Regions from separate parts of the Homo sapiens genome. Here region 1 is linked to region 2. Evidence: chromatin loops called from intact Hi-C (ENCODE). Cell type or tissue: heart right ventricle. All regions are shown on one strand.

Region 1 (2,500 bases), 95 kb after region 2:
CAGCTAAGCTGTACAATTGCACGTGATTTGACTATGGACTGTTGATGCAGCCAAATAGAATAAAAACTGCAAGGAGAAAGAGGCCCAGTATGCTCTTACCTATTAGCAGATAGACCAAGCAGAAGAGAAGCAACCTTAAAAGAGCTCCAGACTGATACGTGGTTTAGAAGAATATCTGTCTTTTAATAAAACATTGTGATGGAGAGAAACTAGGTTGCTTAAGCAAAGGCACTAGAGGCCTGGTGATCTTTTGGTCTTGTTTTATTACCAGTGTTTGACCAAAATGGCTTCCACATTATTCACCCATTTCCCACAAGTTTCTCAATACTTACAGGATTTCAGTAAATTTTTTCAGATATCCAGGAAGTAATATTCAAAAACTACAATTTTCACTGATAACTTTAACCATACTGCGCTAATTGAGTGGCTGGCACTATATTTCTGTACAAGGGATTAACTTTGAATTTATGTTTAAGAAGCAATTCTTTGTTGCCTAGTTTAGTTATTTCTTTTACCACAAAGTGTTTTCTCATTCTTCTTTTTAAAGCTCTGAAAAAGCTTTTCTAATTCATAGTTCAAAGTAGGAGCTCAATAGATCATCATGCTGGCAACAGGGCAGTGTATTCTCTGCCTTGGAGTTGCTTAGTCTTATGTGAGAAACAAAAATAAACAGTTAATTTCATTTCAGTGTGTATGTGCTCAGGTAGAGATAGCCAAAGGGCTGTGGGAATTTAGAGCGGGCCACCCACCAACCCCAGATTGTGGAAATCAGGAAAATGTTTTAGACCCTTATTAGTTTCTTGCCCCAAGAGAGAAGAATTATAGGTATTGAGTTATGTTTTAGATAGTGGGAGTGGGAGCAGGTACAGAACATTCTTGAAAGAGGGAACAGCATGAGCCAGAGACATGAGACAGCACAGTCTGTGTTCAAGGAACTATTACAGGTAGCTCTGTATCGCTGAAGCATAAAGTGAAAGGCAGGGAGAGTGACAGGAAATATGAAGCTGAAGACTTAGTAGAATTTTAGAGATTTTTAAATAGCATGTGGAGAGAAGCTTGAGTTTTGTCATGTAGTTAATGGAGTCTGTAAAAGGTCTTAAGCAGGGGAATGGTAGTGTGATAATTTACTGTTAGATTTTTGGCAGAGGTGTGAATGGTTGATTTGCAGACGTAGCAAGTTAGGAATTAGGGAGATCTGTTAGGAGGTTGCTCTAGGTAAGAGATAAGGGCTTGAGTTAAGGCAGTCAGAATGGGGATTGAGAAATGATTTGAAGAAATTTAGAGTAGAATAAACAAGATGGTCAAGGGAGGGTGAAGGCAAAGGAGTAGTCACAGGTGTTTTTCAGGTTTCTAGTTTGAGGACTGGGTAGATAGCAGTACCAGATGGTGGGATCAAGGATATAGGAGGAAGAGATTTGGAAAAGGAAGCTAATGTATTCAATTTTGGATTTAGATGTTTTTGAGATACCTTGGAATATGAAGGAAGAGAGATGCAACTTTTAAATGAGCTTTGTTTATCCTCAACATTAAGGTAGGGTATCACAGAAGGGTTTTAAGGAATGGACCAGTTAGGAAAAGATAAGGGCTGAAGATAAAGTTTCAGTAGCTGTCAACTAAAAACCATGAGAGTACGTAAGTCTCCTATGTAGAATATAAAGGGAAGATTTCAGAACCAAACCCTTGGAGCATCAGAATTTAAATAGTGAACAGAAGCAGCATATCAAAGGAGACTCAGAAACAAGAGTCAGTGTGAGATGAAAAGCAGAAGTGTGTAATTTGACAAGTCAAAGAGGAGATGGTTTAAGTTAAAACAGCAGTCAGAGGTACCACATGCAGCAGGGAAATCAAAAAAAGCTAACTTCTGCCACACCATACTAGTCTCAGTGGTACAATGAGGACAGAAACTAGATTTCAGCAGGCTGAGGACTAAATAGAAGGTGAAAACATTGAGATTACAAGTATAAACTACTGTGAAATTTGATAAGTGAAAGTAGACAGAAAAGGTAGTGGCTGATAATAACTGACATTTCAGCACATATTCTGTGCCAGGCTAAGCATAGCATATACATTTATTTCAGTTCCTCCTAATAAGTCAATTTTACAATGTTGATACTGAGTTGAGGCATATAGGCTGGCCTGCCTGCCTTCCGTCCTTCTGTCCGTCCGTCCGTCCTTCCTTCCTTCCTTTCCTTTCCTTTCCTTTCCTTTCTTTCCTGGCAGGGTCTTGCTCTGTCCCCCAGTCTGGAGTACAGCAGCATGATCACCACTCACCGCAGCCTTGACCTCCCTGGGAACTGGTGATTTTCCTTCCACCTCAGCCTCCTGAGTAGCTGGGACCAGAGGTGTGCGCCACCATGCCTGGCTAATTTTTGTATGTTTTGTAGAGACGGAGTTTTGCCTTGTTGCCCAGGCTGGTCTCTGACTCCTGATCTCCTCTTAAATTTGTCCATACTCTTGGATTAAAGTATTAATCTAATTTTTACAAATAAGGAAACTGAAG
Region 2 (2,500 bases):
AGTCCACTAGAACTAAGAATACAGGCATAAGGTTAGAATCAACAAAACAGGAAACTAAAAATTAGTATGGAGGAATCTGCCCCAAGACTTCCAGGGAATGCCTATCAGCCTGTGACTGGAACCAATCTGGAGTCTCTACTGCCTCCCCCAAAGGATTGCTTATGTCTCCCACCTACAACTCCCTACACCTGTGGAATTTTACATTAAAAACTCCTCATTTCCCCTCCACCATGACCGGCTGCCAGGTGACCCTCGGTGTCACTGTGGAGCAAGCACACAGGCTACAGTGCTTGGGTAGTCAGAACCTCCCTGAGGTGGAGAAAGAGAGAAAATATATGGTGAGATAAGCAATTTTTTCACCTGAAAAATTGCACATTCCTCACAGGGCTGTCATAGGCAGTGCCTGAAGCAGCGTCCTAAGGCACTCGACACGGTGCCCCACCCAGAGCAAGAGCTCAGTGAATGTGAGCCACAATTATTAGGAGCCCTGGTGTCAGTCAATATATGTTTACGGAGGCCTTTGTATTTGCTTTAATACATCAGAGATGAGTGAGTCAGCCGCAGCTACACAGATGAGTGAGCAGACAGGACAGGGACACAACTGAGAATGCGTCTCAGAAACAGGGCACAGCACTTGTGAGAGAAGGTGGGAGCAAAGGTTACCCCCAGGTTGGGCAAGCAGAGTGGAAGTGAGGGAATGATTCAAGAGGAAGTGGCATCTGCACTGGACCTAGAAGATACTGTTTTCAAGTGGAGGGAAGAGCCAGGGGTGGAGGAAGAACTGGAAAGAGAAGAGAAGATTATCAGCAAAGAGGTGGAGACTGAGTGTGCAGGAGGAAATGCCTGAAGAATATCAAGGAATTCTGAGCATACATGAAAGGGAAACAAGGACGCGGCTGGGCCCAGCTAATGCACACAGGGCCCAACAGACAAGAGCAGAGAGGACACATTGAAGGTTTTCAACACCGGAGTTTCAGGGTCCAAGCTTTGCTTAAGAGTCATCTCTTAGTCCCCCTAACACCCTGGACAGGCAAGTAGGTAACATGGCCACCATGACGTGCACTGGGTAGAGGTGGGGGATGAGCGGGGAGGCAGGACTGGCTTAGCAATTGCTGCAGAACCAGCAAGAAGCCTTCCAGTCATCAAGTCGCTGTGAACTTCCTATTTAGACAGGTCTCACCTGCCGCTGAATGCCTCCTCATCTCAGGTTTGTTCTGGGTCTCTGTACTGTGGCAACCTGGGCACTAGGACACCAGGCCCCAGCCTGGCTGGAGTGGAGAATGGGGAAGGAAAGCCAATGCTAACGACCAGTAGGAGTGAGAGGCCATTCTCCAGCAGGGTATAGCGGTTTTTGTGGCTGCAATATTCATAGTTAGCCACTAGATGACAGTTAAGAGCAACAGCTTCCAGCTGCGCAGCCCAAAGGGCTCCTGGGAGGCCAGTTTCCCGGCTGACCCGTGAGAAGTCCCAAATAGGTTGCTCTTATTGGGAGAGAACACAGGCCCCTCAGCCTCACCCTCACTCTCATCCTGTTAGGGGCTGACCCTCCACTGATTTGCACATGAGAAAGAGTCACCCCTGCAGATTGAAACACAAGTAGGGAACCCGGGATCCTTGCTCTGTTGGGGCACCAGGCCAGTACCTCCAGTCATATTCTTTCCCGTCACACAGACGTCCTCAAATTTGAATCTGGCTCCCAGAGTCTACTGCGTGTATGAAGGCCTGCACGTATGTGCCATGAGGTAAACGTGGATTCAGCTGGCAGCTGCTCCCTTCTGGAAAGAAACTGTTGTGTTTCAAGGGAGTAGAATGTACTGTGGACAGGATCTCTTCCTTCATTCTCTAAATCAGGGACCTGACAAGAAGCTGCTGGCAATCCGGAGGCCAACTGGAGACCCCGGACCCTGTGCAGAGGTGCAAAGCTCCTGCCACCTGGCTGCGTTCCTCTTCACCGTCACAGGTCAAAGGGCAGAACTTTAAACACCCACTTACTCCTCCCCTGCCCCGGAGCAGCCCCGTGCCTGAGGCAGGTGCACGTGTGCCTGGAGCAGTATTTCCTAGTGACTAGACAAAGGGGAGACAGGCTCAGAGACACAATAACAGGAAGAGGGAGACAGAAAGCAAGATAGAAACACACACACAGAGATGAGGGACAAAAAACACAAGACAAAAGGAGAGGCAGGTCTGTCAAAGAAGAAAGATTTTTAGTGAAGACAAATGAAGCCTAAACATTTCCTCGTTTAAACATCTACTGTGGAGAAGCTTCTTCATTTTCTCCTGCCATTTGCAGGCATCCACTCACGACTCCTCAAGATGCTGAGAAACAGAAAGGTGCATCATGATAGTTGGCTAACTGGGCCAAAAGGTGACTGACTCAGTGATCCAAGGCAAAGGAACAGCAGGTGTGTGGGGGTGACCCGGAAAACTGCAGCTGGAGACTCTGAAATCTCTTTGCCCACTTGCTGGTACTGGGTGTAAATTAACTAGAGCTCCTCAGTTA

Evidence for each region. Peaks named below come from ENCODE experiments on the same cell type or tissue, not always from the same donor. Only the 100,000 strongest peaks of a DNase experiment are listed, where the experiment ranks them.
Region 1: a loop joins it to region 2, with 2.1 times the contacts of the local background. A loop is called at or near these places in 55 of 110 quality-filtered maps.

Annotation. Positions count from the first base shown.
Region 1 is chr1:172,543,737-172,546,236 of GRCh38, forward strand. The region is part of intron 1 of SUCO (SUN domain containing ossification factor); the gene reads left to right. Among named protein-coding and RNA genes, the nearest start is that of SUCO, 12 kb to the left of the region's middle. In heart right ventricle, no CTCF peak of the experiment used is centred here; no DNase peak of the experiment used is centred here.
Region 2 is chr1:172,448,716-172,451,215 of GRCh38, forward strand. The region is part of intron 3 of C1orf105 (chromosome 1 open reading frame 105); the gene reads left to right. Among named protein-coding and RNA genes, the nearest start is that of PIGC, 5.9 kb to the left of the region's middle. In heart right ventricle, CTCF peaks have their summits at 1,386 (motif pointing right) and 1,586; a DNase peak (open chromatin) is centred at 1,481; H3K4me3 peaks cover 426 bases; H3K27ac peaks cover 737 bases.